2 separate regions of the Homo sapiens genome follow, and region 1 is linked to region 2. A link is an interaction called in ENCODE POLR2A ChIA-PET data of the cell type or tissue named here. Cell type or tissue: B cell. All regions are shown on one strand.

What was found. Peaks named below come from ENCODE experiments on the same cell type or tissue, not always from the same donor. Only the 100,000 strongest peaks of a DNase experiment are listed, where the experiment ranks them.
Region 1: POLR2A ChIA-PET joins it to region 2 with 8 read pairs; 4 of 35 experiments call an interaction of 5 or more read pairs at or near these places.

What each region holds. Positions count from the first base shown.
Region 1 is chr7:2,899,654-2,907,653 of GRCh38, forward strand. CARD11 (caspase recruitment domain family member 11) reads right to left here. Exons shown (of 25, transcript NM_032415.7): 25 at 6,489-7,189. The coding sequence ends at 6,985. Among named protein-coding and RNA genes, the nearest start is that of CARD11-AS1, 40 kb to the right of the region's middle. RefSeq lists a silencer at 1,081-1,330. In B cell, no CTCF peak of the experiment used is centred here; a DNase peak (open chromatin) is centred at 3,548; H3K27ac peaks cover 134 bases.
Region 2 is chr7:3,136,187-3,144,186 of GRCh38, forward strand. It overlaps LOC100129603 (a long non-coding RNA gene), which reads right to left. Exons shown (of 4, transcript NR_126024.1): 4 at 4,731-5,014. Among named protein-coding and RNA genes, the nearest start is that of CARD11, 96 kb to the left of the region's middle. In B cell, no CTCF peak of the experiment used is centred here; no DNase peak of the experiment used is centred here.

The DNA.
Region 1 (8,000 bases), 240 kb before region 2:
GATTCGCTTTTGTTCATGCTTTTTTCTTTTTTCTTTTTTTTTTGAGATGGAGTCTCGCTTTGTCGCCCAGGCTGGAGTACAGTGGCGCAGTCTCGGCTCACTGCAAGCTCCGCCTCCCGGGTTCACGTCATTCTCCTGCCTCAGCCTCCCAAGTAGCTGGGACTACAGGCGCCCGCCACCACGCCCGGCCAATTTTTTGTATGTTTTAGTAGAGATGGGGTTTCAACGTGTTAGCCAGGAGATTTAGCTAGGATGGTCGCGATCTCCTGACCTCATGATCCGCCCACCTTGGCCTCCCAAAGTGCTGGAATTACGGGCGTGAGCCACCGCGCCCGGCCCACGCGTTTTCTTTTTTTTAAAAACAATGGTGCAAAAGTACATATGACCTAAACTTCACCATTTTAACGATTTTAAAGTGTACAACTCAGTACATTCACAATGCCGTGCAATCAGCATCACTGTCTAGTTCCAAACAGTTTCATCACCCTAAAAAGAGACCCTGCACTTATGAAGCAGTCACTCCCATTCCTCTCTCCCTGACGCCTGGTAACTGCTAATCTTTTTTTTTTTTTGCCTCTAGGGATTTGCCTATTCTGGACATTTCATATAAATGAAATCCTACAATATTTGTCTTTTTGTGGCTGGCTTGTTTCACTGAGCATAGTGTTTTCAAGGTTCATCTAGGTTGCCATGCGTATCAGCATTTCGTTCCCCCCCTTTTTTTTTTTTTTGAGACAGGGTCTTACTCGGTTGCTCAGGCTGGAGTGCAGTGACACAATTAAAGCTCACTGCAGCCTCGAGCTCCCGGGCTCAAGCGATCCTCCTGCCTCAGCATCCCAGGTAGCTGGAACTATAGGTGTGCATCCCCAAACCCAGCTAGATTTTTTTTGTTTTTTATTATTTTTATTTTTTTTGAGACGGAGTCTTGTTCTATCACCCAGGCTGGAGAGCAATGGCACGATCTCGGCTCACTGCAACCTCCGCCTCCTAGGTTCAAGCCATTCTCCTGCCTCAGCCTCCTGAGTAGCTAGGATTACAGGCACATGCCATCACACCGAGCTAATTTTTGTATTTTTAGTGGAGACAGGGTTTCACCATATTGGCCAGGTTGGTTTCAAACTCCTGACCTCAGGTGGTCTGCTTGCCTCAGCCTCCCAAAGTAAGTGCTGGGATTACACGCATGAGCCACCATGCACAGCCTGTTTTTTTTTTTTTTGTTTGTTTGTTTGTTTGAGATGGAGTCTCACTCTGTCGCCCAGGCTGGAGTGCAGTGGCGCAATCTCGACGCACTGCAAGCTCCGCCTCCTGGGTTCACGCCATTCTCCTGCCTCAGCCTCCAGAGTAGCTGGGACTACAGGCGCCCGCCACCACGCCCAGCTAATTTTTTGTATTTTTAGTAGAGATGGGGTTTCACCGTGTTGGCCAGGATGGTCTCGATCTCCTGACCTTGTGATCCACCCACCTCGGCCTCCCAAAGTGCTGGGATTACAGGCATGAGCCACCGTGTCCGGCCCTGTTTCTTATTTTTAGTAAAGATGGGGTCTTGTTATGTTACCCAGGCTGGTCTCGAATGCCTGGGCTCAAGCCATCTCCCATCTTGGCTTCCCAAAGTGTTGGGCTTACAGGCATAAGCCACCATGCCCAGCCTCATTCCTTTTCATGGCTGAGCAATATTCCATTGTGTGGATGGACTATATTTTGCGTATCCATTCACCACTTGATGGACACTTGGCTGGCTTCCACCTTCTGGCTGTTGTGAACAGTGCCGCTGTGAATGTGTGTGTACAGTTGCCTGTACAGATGGAGAGGAGAGGAGAGGGGAGAGACAGTGCCCGTGTTACCTGGGTTTCTGGCTGAGTGACTGAGTTAAGGGTGGGCTGGGGAGGAGAGGGGCAGGTTTGGGAGTAACAAGGTGAGTGGGTTTTAGGCCTGTGTGGACTGGATTAGTGTCCCTCACAGGATGGGGGGGTGGGGATCAGTCTGTATCTTGTAGAGGTGGTGGGGTCCCAGCACCAAGCGTCTCCCCAGACTCTCCCGGGGAAGAACCACCGTGGTTCACAAACCACATGCACTACTCTGCAGTAAAGAACAGCGGCCCTGGGACCAGGTTCCCAGAGCTTAGGGTGTAACCGAGACAGGTGAGTCCACCATCCACACTGACCCCTGCCCCTATGGTTGGACAGGCCGAAATGGAAACGTCCCAGGCCAGCGCCGCCAGCCTGCTGTGGCCATCACGAAGCCCCGTCTGTGTGCGTGCACCCTCCGGGGAGGGCCGTGGGGCTCCCTCCAAGGAAATCAGTGCATGGCCCCTCTTGGGGGACTATCTTGCAGAGAAGAACTGTTCAAAATGATGCTCAACAGTGATTCCCTGGAAATGACGGCTGTCTACCAACAAGGACTGGTGACGGAAGGACAGGCCAGCACCGGCAGAGCACCACATGGCTGTCAAAAGGAATGCGAGAGGCCGTGCGGTGGCTCACTCCTGGAATCCCAGCACTTTGGGAGTCCGAGATGGGACCATCTCTTGAGGTCAGGAGTTCCAGGCCAGCCTGGGCAATGTAGTGAGACCTCGTCTCTACAAAGAATGTTTAAAAATTAGCTGAGCATGGTGATGCATGCCTGTAGTCCCAGCTACTAGGGAGGATGAGGCTGGAGGATTGAGCCCAGAAGGTTGAGGCTGTAAGTGGGCCATATTCATACCACTGCACTCCAGCCTGGATGCTAGCTTAAGAGATATGCCTACCTTGGCCTTCCAAACTGCTGGGATTCCAGGTGTGAACCCCCACACCCAGCCTGTGATGGCTTTTGAGAACAGCATGGTGGCATGATGCCAGGGCTCAAAGACATCTCACTCCTGCATTCACCCCCTCCCCAAAGCAGCCCCCTTCCTGGGTTGGGTGAGAAAACCAGCGTTTCTCAGAATTGTGACCTGGTTAGGTAGAAGCCCAGGGCCAGCGGGCCGACACTACCAGCGGGTGAGCAGACCGACTCTTCCAAGAGAGGAAATCCTGTAATCCCAGCACAGTAGCTGGGACTACAGGCATGAATCACCATGCTCAGCTAATTTTTAAATATTCTTTGTAGAAACAAGGTCTCACTACGTTGCCCAGGCTGGTCTGGAACTCCTGACCTCAAGTGATCCCAGCACTTTGGGAGGCCGAGGCAGGCAGATCAACTGAGGTCAGGAGTTCGATACCAGCCTGGCCAACATGGTGAAACCCTGTCTCTATTAAAAATACAAAAATTAGCCGGGAGTGGTGGTGGTGCACACCAGTAGTCCCAGCTACTCAGGAGGCTGAGGCACAAGAATCATTTGAACCTGGGAGGTGGAGGTTGCAGTGAGCCAAGATCGTGCCACTGCACTCCAGCCTGGGTGACAGAGTGAGACTCTGTCTCAAAAAAAGAAAAAAAAAAAACAAAAACGAAAACCAAAAACAAAACAAAAGCAAAAACAAATGCAACCAAACAAAAAACCACAAACAAGAGAGGAAATTCACATCCTCTCAGTGTGGTCATTATGTCACCCAGCCACCCAGCCCCCAGCCAGCCACTGCCTGGGACACCAACCACTTCCTTGGTCCCTAGAAGAGCAGAGGGGACACACGACCAAAGGCCCTGGGACCCCAAACAGCACCTCAGAAATGGAAAATCCAGCCCCGAGCTTACAGTTGCAAATCAGCAGACCTGGGTGAAGTTCCAGCTTACCAGCTGTGTGACCTTGGTCAAGTCACTTAACCTCTCTGAGCCTCAATTTTCACCTGTATAACATGGAGAAGAGTTTGGGGATAAGTAAAATAACATTTACAAGGTGCTCAGCACAGAGGAGGAGCTCAAAAAACATTTGCTCATATTTGCCAAATCCCAGAGCAATAGTTCTTTATCTTTTTGGGATTGCAACACCCTTTGGGAATCTGAGAAAGGCTGGACTTTCTCCCCAGAAAAGTGTGTGTCTACACATACGACACAATTTCCAGTGCTCGCCTCTCACAGTGGCTCTGGGCTGCGTGGCTGGTGCCCATGGTGTGAACCAAGCATCGTTGTGGCATTGTCGGCTTGGCACAGGCATCCAGAGCCTCGGGCTCCAGGCTTTGCTGTACGGGGAGCTTCCCTGAGCCCTGGGCTGGCTCTGCAGTCAAAACTCAGCTTGCAGGCCCTTGTGCAATACTTGGACTTGCAGGCAGACGGTGCAAAGAGCTCCGTGCCTCCCTCCCCGGCCTCCCAGACCCCACTCGGCTCACCAGGCAGACACAGGGGTTGCTGGCAGCTGAACAGGCAGGACCTGGGGGCTGAAGCCGATGATGCTGGAGGTCTCCTTGGAAATCCTCATGTGGACCCGTCCCCGGGGTGCCAACCCCACTCCCCTGCTGCCTTCACCATTTCATCAGAGAAGGGAAGGGAAGAGGGAACCTCATTCCAGCCCTCGGCCCCTGCCTCCTCTCACCCGCTTATTAGCAATTATCCACCCCACAGCCCTGCACTCTCGATCCTGGTTAAAATCACTCGGGCAAGGCAAGGGGGAAAAGAAACCCCACCACAGATTCTTTTCAGATATCTTTCCCTACGCACAGCTTATCTCCACCCCACTTGTCCTCCCAAATGACATGCAAGCCACCTGTTTGCTTATTCTGCTCAGCCACCCGAGAGTTCTGAAGTCAAACAAATGATATAAATCACTCAGCTGGCTTTTTGTCCGAGACTCCTTCCCGGTCACGTCTGTCCACTCAGCACGGAGCGCTTTACGAGGAAGCACAGCTTCCAGGCCGAAACACGAAGCCCTCGGCTTGGGGGAGGTTTACATTTTAACTTAAGGCTTTCACAAGATGGAAGCTGCAGGCCTTCCGGCCCTAGCATGGCCTCGTGTGGTGGTTTATTTGGCCCTAAATAACGGCAGCTGCACCTAGGAGTCACGGCCTCTCTACACCCAGCACGTCTAGCTTGTTTCTGGGGGCTGTCTTGGAAAAAGCAGCATTGCTCATGGGCTCTTGGAGGGAGACACTGTTTTTCAAGGTGTCACACTCCCTGGCAGACCCGGAGCTGGTGGTGCAGAGATGGATTGTGAGGGAGGAGGCAAGAACAAGGCATCCTCCTAGGACCCCCATGCATTCACTCCCACCTCCTGGAGATTTCTGCTGCTAATTTGTCTTCTGTAGGTCAAAATGCCAGAAAATGCTACAGGCCACACAGTATTTTCTTTTTTTGGAAGAGATCTTTATTAATAGAGTGCTTTTATTAATAATTCATACCTTGTCTAAGCGGTAAAAACCCAGCAGAGGATTAACCCATGCCCATGGTATTTGAAACTATAAAGAATAAAGTTTTCTCCTGTATTTGTTAGGAATTGCTCTTGGCTGCAAGTAACAGAGAACTGAAATAACAGTCATTTAACACAAGACACAAATTTCTTTCTGTCTCATGTAAAAGAAACCCAAGCAGCAGTCCTGGGCCCCCAAGTATCATCAGTGACTGTGGCTCCTTCTTTCTTTCTGATCTGCCATCCTCCAAGTGGGGTTTCCACCCTCACAGTCACCTCAAGATGCAAGAACACTGCTGGTGCTCCAGCCATTGCGTCTGCATCCGCAGCAGAAAACTGGAGGAAGCGCCATTTGTCTCTCCCCCAAACTTCCCCTTACATTTCCCTAATTGCAAGGGAGGCTGGGATATATGGTCTTTGAGCTGTGCATGTAGATTCCCAGGATGAGTCAGGATTCTCTTAGGAAGGAAGGGGAATCTGGGTATTAGGTTGTTAGTGAGCAGTTGCTCCCACAGTTCCCACATTCAGACAGACCCGGGTTTGAATCCGAGCCTGCCACCCAGTAGCTTCCTGCACATGCAGTGTGGTGCCCCGTGAGGGTGCAACCTGGCCTGGTTTGGCTGTGCCTGTCAGGTCCACACTCGGCAAATTTGCGTCAAGGGGGTGAAGGAGAAGAATGGTTCTAGAACTCCTAGGACTTTTGCTACCTGCTGGGGAGCGGGCGTGGCTTTCCTGCACCCCTCAAGCTCCTGGGAAGTGGGGTATGAACCCCCCAGAGGGCTGTACCTCACGTGCTTGCTCCTGACCTGCAGGAGGAAGCGGGGCTGCCCTTTAGGGACATTGAATGTGGGGCAGGGGCAGTTATGTGCAGAGAAGAGCTGAGTGACGGGGGCCTGGCCTCAGGGCTGGAGTTACGGGGCAGGCCAGACACAGACTGCAAGGGCTCCCCAGGGTCAGTGAGAGGATGGGCCCTTCTCAGGGTGACAAGATAATTTATTGATCTTCCAAATCAGGATGCATTTGAGTCCATAGGGTGCGATTAGCAAGTATTACCCTAAGCCCAGGGGTAAATCAGGCCTGTCCTGGGACCCTGGGGTGTGTGGTCACCCCACCTTCACCCTACCCAGGAACATGGGGCCTGAGTCTCCAGCTAAGCTCACTGGGCATGGTTTTCAGGTTAGGAAGGCGGCAAGGGCTCAAGGCCTGGCAAGCTGTTCACAAACAAAGGGTCGAAACAAAGAAATAATAATACATTTTAATGCAAGAGAAATCATAGCCTGGTACACACCCCTTCCCCGATCTGTCCTGCCTGGGGATGTGTTTATGGTGAGTGTGTCCCCAGGACTGGTAGTCACCTGGCTGTCCGGGTCCCCGCCCTACTGGCGGCAGCATGCCTGTCCCCAGCATTACATTCAACTGCTGCTCTGGCTCTCGAGAGGCCGGCTGGCCTCGGGCCTCCGGCTTGGCGTTCTTTGCTCCCCTGTCTCCCTGCTAAGGCCAGCAGGGCCAAACTGCTAGGCCAGGTCAGCCAGGGCTGGGGGAATGGGCTGTACCCTGCTCCTCCCCAGGCACGACTGTCCCCCCGGGGCTCCATCACCGGGTGGGGCGGAGCGTCTGCTGGGGCAGCTCTGTGGGCCACAGGATCCCCCCGCACCCACTGCATCTCTCTGCCCAGGGTGCCTGCCTCATAGGATGCCCCGCGCCACAGAGTCTCTCTGCCCAGGGCGCCCGCCTCACAGCTGGTCCTCGTCCACCCAGATGGTCTTGCGCTGCTCCTCGCCGATCTTGTCCTTGACAACGCGGAGCAGCTCCTCTACGCTGCCCCACATGTCAGGTTCCACCGTGGCGTACAGGCACGGCAGGGCCTCCAGCTCCTTCTCCTTCAGCCGGCACACGCGCAGGAACTCCTCCTCCGTCTCAGGTCGGGGCAGCAGCTTTCTGGGAGGAGACACGCAGGGGCTGTGGGGAGGCTGCAAGGCCGTGGCGCTGGTGTGGCACCACCTGTCCGGCCACCCCTGACTGCCGTGGTCCCCACCCCTTCCCTGCCTTGCTTCTCCCTATAGCGTCCGTGCCTCTTAACGCTAGGGACCGTGCCCCTTCATGCTGTTCATCGGAAATTCCAAATACATCCTTATTGATTGATTGATTGATTGAGATGGAGTCTTGCTCTGTTGCCCAGGCTTGAGTGCAGTGGCACTTTCTTGGCTCACTGCAACCTCCACCTCCCGGGTTCAAGTGATTCTCCTGCCTCAGCCTCCTGAGTAGCTGGGACTACAGGCATATGCTATCATGCCTGGCTAATTTTTATATTTTTAGTAGAGATGGGGTTTCACCCTGTTGGCCAGGCTGGTCTTGAACTCTCGACCTCAAATGACCTGCCTGCCTTGGCCTCCCAAGGTGCTGGGATTATGGGCGTGAGCCACCGCTCCCGGCCACATCCTTTTTATTTTTAATTGTGCTAAGGTACGCATAAAATAAAATCAACCATGTTACCTATTCTTTAAGTGAGTAATTCAGTAGCATGAGGTATATTCACACCGCTGTGCAACCAATCTCCAGAACTTTCTCAACTTCCCAAACTGCAACTCTGGGCCCATTAAATACTCACTCCCCATCTTCCCTCCGGCAGCCCCTGAGAACCACCCTTCTACTTGCTGTCTCTAGGAATCTGACTGCTCTAGAGACCTCACAGAAGCGGAATCACATACAGCATGTGTGTTTTTGTAACTGGCTTATTTAACTGAGAATG
Region 2 (8,000 bases):
CCATGCCCAGCTAATTTTTGTATTTTTAGTACAGACGGGGTTTCACCATGTTGGCCAAGATGTTCTCGATCTCCTGACCTTGTGATCCACCCACCTCAGCCTCCCAAAGTGCTGGGATTACAGGCGTGAGCCACTGCACCCGGACACTAAACTGGTCATTTTTGATCTATCTCATCAAATCACAAAAGTAGAAAAGTCTTTCACTTAATAGGGGATGCAAATGCCATCTTCCATCTTATCTCCTCTTTTATCTAATCAACTGCCTTTATTCTCTCCCCAGAAGCTAAACCCATGGCCACATGGATATCTCCAAACTTGAACTCGAGCCTGCTGTATCCGGCTCTGTACGTGCTATGGCTATTTGGATATCTGGTAGGGCTGTCAAGCTGAGTGTGTTGAAGCTGTTTAGGATCTTGCTCTTGTAACCTGCTCCCCCTCCTCCAGTGTTTTCCTGTCAGAGTAGATGGCTCCACTTGCCACCTCCTTGGGCAGCTGCATAAGCCAGAAACCTGAGCATCACCTCTGACCCCTCCCTCCCTCATCCCCACACAGCCAATGAGTAAATACGACTGGGGTCCAGGTGCCTCTTTCTTACCACAATTTTTATATTTTATCTTAATTTTTATTTTTTTGAGACAGGGTCTCACTCTGTTGCCCAGGCTGGAGTGCAGTGCTGTGATCCCAGCTCACTGCAACCTCCGCCTCTCAGGCTCAAGCAATTCTCATGCCTCAGCCTACCAAGTAGCTGAGATTACTGGAGCACACCACCACACCCCTGCTAATTTCTGTATTTTTCGTAGAGACAGGGTCTCACCATGTTGGCCAGGCTGGTCTTGAACTCCTGACCTCAAGTGATCCACCCATCTGAGCCTCCCAAAGTGCTGGGATTATATGAGCCAACGCGCCCAGCCCAGGTGGCTATTTCTAGTCCCCCTGCCACTCCCTAGTCCAGGCCATCATCCCTGCAGTGTGGACTAGGGTAACCATGTTCCAACGAGTTCCTTTCCCATCTATTCCTGCCTCCCTCTGATTTGTTCTCCATAGGATTGCCATAAATGTCCAGAAAAATGCAAATTAGATCCTGGCAAGCCCCTACTGCATGCTCTCCTCTCACCATTAGGATAAAACTCCAACTCCTCACCATGACGTGATCCCAGCCCTGCCTGTCTTACGCCAGTGGCCACTTTCCTCTCTGCCGTCCGCACAGCAGCAGCTCTGCTCCTGTCCACTCCATGACCTCGAAGCATACGGTTTCCCCTGCCCAAATGTTCTTTCCTCCTGCTTTACCTGCCTAGCTCCCCTTCACACTTCAGAGCTAGAATCCCCTAGGAAACTTAGGTGAGAGGATGGCTTGAAACCAGGAGTTCATCAGCCTGGGCAACACAGTGAGAGCCCTGTCCCTACAAAAACAAACAAACAAACAAACAAACAAACAAAACAACAAATTCACTGGGTGTGGTGACACAGGCCTGTGGTCCCAGCTACTCTGGAGGCTGAGGCAGGAGGATCCCTTGAGCCTGAGAGTTGGAGGCTGCTTTGAGTTGTGATAGCGCCACTGCATTCCAGCCTAGGTGACAGAGCAAGACCCCATCTCTTTAAAAAAAAAAAAAAAAAAATTTCAGTGTTGGCCAGGCTTGGTGGCTCATGCCTGTAATCTCAGCACTTTGGGAGGCTGAGGTGGGCAGACCATTTGAGCCCAGGAGTTTGAGACCAGCCTAGACAACATGGCAAAACCTCATCTCTACAAAATATACAGAAATTAGCCAGGTGTGGTGGAACATGCCTGTAGTCCCAGCTACTTGGGAGGCTGATGTGGGATAATGACTTGAGTCCAGGAGGTGGAGGTTACAGTGAGCCAATATTGCACCATACACTCCAGCCTGGGTGACAGAGCCAGACCTTGTCTCAAATCTACAGATAGGCAATAAATTTAAAATTATTACATGAACTTGTTGACATTCCTCTCTCCAAAATGGAGCCCAATTCGCCTCCCATTAAATGGGGATGGACTTAGTAACTTCTAATAGAGTACTTCTAATAAATAGAAGTGGCAAGGTGTGACTTCTGAAGCTAAATTATAAAAGGCATTGTGTGAATTCCTCTTTGTGTTCTCTCTTGGATCACCGGCTCTGGGAAGAGCCGGCCGCCATGTTGTGAGAACACTCAAGCAGCCCTCTGAGGAAGCCCCCATGGTGAGGAGCTGTGGCCTCCTACCAACAGCCATGCGAGTGAGTTTGGAAGTGGATCCTCTAGTCTCAGTTGAGCCTTTGGATGATGCAGCCCTGGCCAGCATCTTGATTGTATCCTCATGAGAGTCCCCGAGCCAGAACCACTCAGCTAAATCACTTGCAAATTCCTGGCCCAAAGAAACTGACATAATAAACGTGTATTTTTTTAAGCCATTAAGTTTTCTAGCAATTTGTTATACAGAATTAGACAATATAGCAACTTCTTAGATCATTCTTACAGCCTTTATGACATTTATATTCAAATAATTAACTGTGGAATGCATGGTTTGGAAATGTCTGTTGCAGTCCCTGCTGTACCCTCAGGGTCCTGACCTGGTAAATGCTTATAGAACTGAACTTCATGCTGGGAGACAGTGGTATGCCAGGCAAAACAGACACCTGAAGCCCATTGTTTCTAATATGCCTCTCCTCTATAGACAAAATCATTTTCTATCACCATGATGCAACAGATACTGTTTGAATGCAGTAAAATCTCTCTCGTATACACTAACATTTGCACATATGGAACAAAACATGACACTTCTCTGTTCTTTTGTTTTGCTGTTTTAATTGTAAAATAAAAACTCCAAGTGGTCACAAGGAAAGGCAGAATTAAAGTAATTCAAATTCTCTTTGTCTTCATAATGACTGTGCTATTGTTTATTTTGAATCTACTAAACACAGTTGATATGTAATATGCAATGCCACAGGGGATGGGGACCTGAACTCCACACCAACTGAGCCCTAGTGATTCAGAATCTTGGCAGACTTCCTCTTCACATGAACACGTGCTTCTGGGTCCCTGAGTGTTGGGGTCGATTACACAACAGGGACGTCTCCAAATTAACCTCCGCATCGAAGACTATTTTAGAGGACAAGTCATTCAATGTGCTAATCCATAGCGATATTATTAAAACTCAACAGTAACTGTGGCAATTGTCCAGAAATTAGACCAACAAAGAGATTGAGGGGGAGGCATATGTTATCCGTGGCACTGTGTAGAATCACATGTGGTGAGAATGAAAAGCAGATTGATTTTGAGTTGGTTTTGTTTTAAAATTCTCTACAGGCCACGCACTCCCGATCACACCCTCTCCGACCCCCAAGGTGGACGGGCTCCTACTCTTTGTATGCCACTTCTGGAAGAGCAGGGAAAGATGGATCCATTTGTGAGCTATGAGCAAGACACCGTGCTGGGCACCTGCTTTTTTTTGAGATGGAGTCTCGCTCTGTCACCCAGGCCGGAGTGCAGTGGCGCGATCTTGGCTTACTGCAAGCTCCGCCTCCCGGGTTCACGCCATTCTCCTGCCTCAGCCTCCTGAACAGCTGGGACCACAGGCATCCAACACCATGCCTGGCTAATTTTTTATTTTTAGTAGAGACGGGGTGGGCACTTGCTTTTAATGGAACAGGGCTAGCATCCGCCATCTAGTGATTTCTGTGGCATGCTTGCAGACATACTCAAGGACAGTGGTCCAGGCAGCAGTTCCTCTGGGATAACACTGGGCCCCCCAGTGACAGCCCAGGGTGGGGTAGGTCCATCCCCCGATCCAGCTGTAGTTCTGCAGCTCCTGCTGCTCTGACGGAGCCTGGGTCCCGAACGGCAGAGCCCTCCCGGAGCAGAGCAGGGGTTGTTAAAGACACTTTGGATCTTGTGAGGTGACAGCTCCATTTCCCACGCACAGGCTTTAAAATGCATTTAAATATTTCAAATAGTCTCTCAATTTTTTAGAATTCATAAATCTGGAATACTAACAAGATCATAAAAAAGCCCACTCCCAACCAATAGGAAACAGAATCGATGTATTCGTATGTTTATCATTTATTTCCATTTCCCACCTGGATAGTCCCCGGAGATTTGATTTCTTGTTTCCTAGAGAATCTGAAGACAGAAAACAGAACTTGGTGTTAAATAATCTTTAACGTACACCTGTTCAAACTATCGGCAAGACACTAATCATTTGTCCTGATGCACAAACATCAATCCAGGGCACATGAAATTTTAACTATCAATAAATATTCCGACATCTGCACACATGCAGCATCTAATTCCAGCATCAAAATGCAGATAAGCACGAATAGATATTTGGATTTATAGCAAAACGAGTCTCATCTGGAAACCCCTCCCAGGAAGGTCTGGCAGGCTGGGTGTAAGGAATTTGGGACGATGCCTGCATTTCCTCTGCCCGTTTCTACCAAGTCGGTCCAGTAATCCTGTTTAATTAATAATAAACATTGCAGGATTTTTTCCCCCCATTTGAATTATGTTTGAAATGTGATGGCTGGATGCTTCTTATAAAAATGCTTTGAAAAATAAACCGTGTCAGAAATGAGTGATTTATCATCACTCAGAATGCTGGCAGGGGAAATCTCAGAAAAGGAGAGAATTGATGTTGCTTCCTGCCGGCATTTCTACTACAGAGCTGGTCCAATTTGCTTTCTTCCTGTGCCCATGCATGGGGCAGCTTTTGCATGAGGCACTCCCCTCACTTGTTTCGTGTCTTTTTTTTTTTTTTTTCCCTCTCTCCCAGGATCTGCCCAGGCCTTTGGAGGCCAGACCTCCCTGATGGCACAGTGGCAGGCATCTGGGTCCTTGGGGAACTCCCCACGATGCACACCAGGCACCAGCCAACGTCAAAGGTCAGGAGAAAGGAGCTCTTGAGGTCTGGATGACTTCAAATGAGCTGCATCCCACTGAAGCGTTCAGTCTGCCGAGCTTTCAGGCCAAGGTTCCTGATCAGATTCTGTTCAATCACAAGGTACAGCTCTGCCGTCCATAATCTGCTCTGTTAGGAATACAGCAATTATTGAGCACTTACTATGGATCACGCCTTTTTTTTTTTTTTTTTTTTTTTTTTTGAGAGGGAGTCTCGCTCTGTCACCCAGGCTGGAGTACAGTGGCACGATCTCCGCTCACTACAACCTCTGCCTCCTGGACTCAGGAAATTCTCCTGCCTCAGTCTCCTGAGTAGCTGGGATTACAGGCGCCCGCCACCACACCTGGACAATTTTTGCATTTTTAGTAGAGACAGGGTTTCACCATGTCGCCCAGGCTGGTCTCGAACTCCTCACTTCAAGTGATCCACCTGCCTCGGTCTCCCGAAGTGCTGGGATTTACAGGCCTGAGCCACTGCACCCAGCCCTGGATAATGCCCTGTTCTAAGACCTTTGTATGCACAATTGCACTTGATCTTCACCAAAGTTGGTATTCATTGCATCCCCATTTTGCAGATGACATAACCAAGATACACACACAACAAGCAAGAGGCCAAAGCCAGGAAAGTAACCCAAACAGTCCGATTCCAGAACCCAGACTCTTAATCACTTCACTGTGTTATTTATTATTATTAATAATAGAACTAGGTGTGGTGGCTCCTGCCTGTAATTGCGGCACTTTGAGAGGCCGACACAGGACGATCACTTGAGTTCAGGAGCTCGAGTCCAGCCTGGGCAATGTAGTGAAATCCCATTGCTACAAAAAATAAAAAACTTAACCAAGGATCGCAGGCCTGTGGTCCCAGCCTCAGGAGGCTGAGGTGGGAGGATCACCTGAGCCCAGGAGGTTGAGGCTGCAGTAAGTCATGATTGTGCCACTGCACTACAGCCTGGGCAACAGAGGAAGGGCCCGTCTCAAAAATAGTCTTTCTCAGCACTCTATACCAAGTGATATGCCGGGCCCTGCGTAGATACTATGTCTTTACTCTTATATGATTGAGATCATTGTCCTTGTTTGACTGTTGAGGAAACTGAGGTTACCAGAGTGAAGTGAATTGTCTAAAGAAAGTCTTGAACCAACACAAGGACCCAGGTCCTCCCAGATCCATAGCTCATTTTCAACGTACTTACTTAGTGTCAGTCTGCTCGACTGACATGACAGATGGGTGGTGGGGACTGCGGTCTTGGTGGGGAGATCTCTGGAGATCCACCCTTTGGAACAACATAGATGCTCCAGTTTCAGATTTCTCACGTCCAGTGTCTGTTCTGTTTTTTTGTTTTTGTTTTTTTTCCTTTGCTGAATTTAAGCAGCCCCAGCAGAGAAAGCCAACGAATGGCGATGTGAAAAAAGCCGTGTGGACCCGTTCCTCTCCATCACCCATCAGATGGTTTCCAATCAGGAAGCAAAGCTGGGCCAGAGTAAATGTTGGAGTATGTGGAGCAGAGGGAGTGCTCATGCCCTGCTGATGTGAATGCAGATTGATCCGGCCTTGGAGCAACTGGGCAGTACCCAGTGAAGTTGAACCTGTGCGCCCCCATGACCCAGAAATTCCAAGGGTACATGTAGACCAGGAGACATGCATGGCAGACTCATGGTTTATAAATGGGAAACAGTGGGAGACAACACCATGTCCACCAATGGGGGAAGGTGGACCAGACGTGGTGCATCCATAAGATAGACTTCTACAGGCAATTGAAATGGAGAGACTAGATGTGCATTGATAACACAGGTAATTATAAAAAAATTCAATGTCGAGTGACACAAAACAAGTTCTAGGAACCTCAAAGCAGCCCAAACTTTATTATAATATTATAGATTGTTCATGGGTACACCTATAAGAGGGTAGAGGCACATCCCCGATTTGAGAGAGAGGGGAGAGGGACTGACCTTGCAGGTGGGGCTGAAAGGGACTTCACTTGATCTGTGATGTTTTGTTCAATACATATATTTTTTATTTTCTATTTATTTTATTTTGAGATGGAGTCTTGCTCTGTTGCCAGGCTACAGTGCAGTGATACAATCTCGGCTCACAGCAACCTCCACCTCCTGGGTTCAAGCGATTCTCCTGCCTCAGCCTCCCGAGTAGCTGGAACTACAGGCACATGCCACCACGCCCAGCTAATTTTTTATTTTTAGTAGAGATGGGGTTTCACCATGTTAGCCAGGATAGTCTTGATCTCTTGACCTCTTGATCCACCTGCCTTGGCCTCCCAAAGTGTTGGGATTACAGATGTGAGCCACCGTGTCTGGCCCACTTTATATTTTTATAAATATAAAAACATGAAATGCTGGGTGTGGTGGCTCCTGCCTGTAATCCCAGCACTTTAGGAGGCTGAGGCAGGAGGATCACTTGAGCCCTGGAGTTTAAGACCAGCCTAAGCAACAAAGAAGACCCTATCTCTACAAAAACACAAACAAAAAACCAAAACAAAAAACAACAACAAAAAAACAAACAACAAAAAAACAACCACCACCACCACCACCACCACCACAAACAAAACTTAGCCAGGCATGGTGGCATGCACCTGTGGTCCCAGCTACTTGGGAGGATTGCTTGAGCCCATGAGACTCATGTTGCAGTGAGCTGTGATCGCATCACTGCACTCCAGCCTGAGTGACAGAGCAAGACTCTATCTCAAAAACAAAAACAAAAACCCAAAGACAGAAAACGTTGGCATTTGTCAATTTTGGGTGGTGAGAACCTGGGAACATGTTCTGTTATTCTCTGCACTTTTCTGTGTTTTGAACATTTCTAAAAATAATAATAAAATAAAATAACCCATGTGAAACTACATACTGAATTTCTATGGTCCTCTTCTTCCGTGAATAGTGAATGTGTTTTGGAGTGGGTCGGGTGGCAGAAGGAGGCTGAAGCCAGCTCCTTAAACAAGTTAATTTCCTGCCAACACGCTTTCCTCAGCTGTAGCACAGAGGGAAAGCAGAGAGCTGGCTGTGTTTGCAGCTTCATCTGGGAGACCTTTTAAAAAAAATCTGGACATTGTAGGCAATATTGATTAACATATACATAGAGGCATGGGGTGGGGGGAGCAAATCAA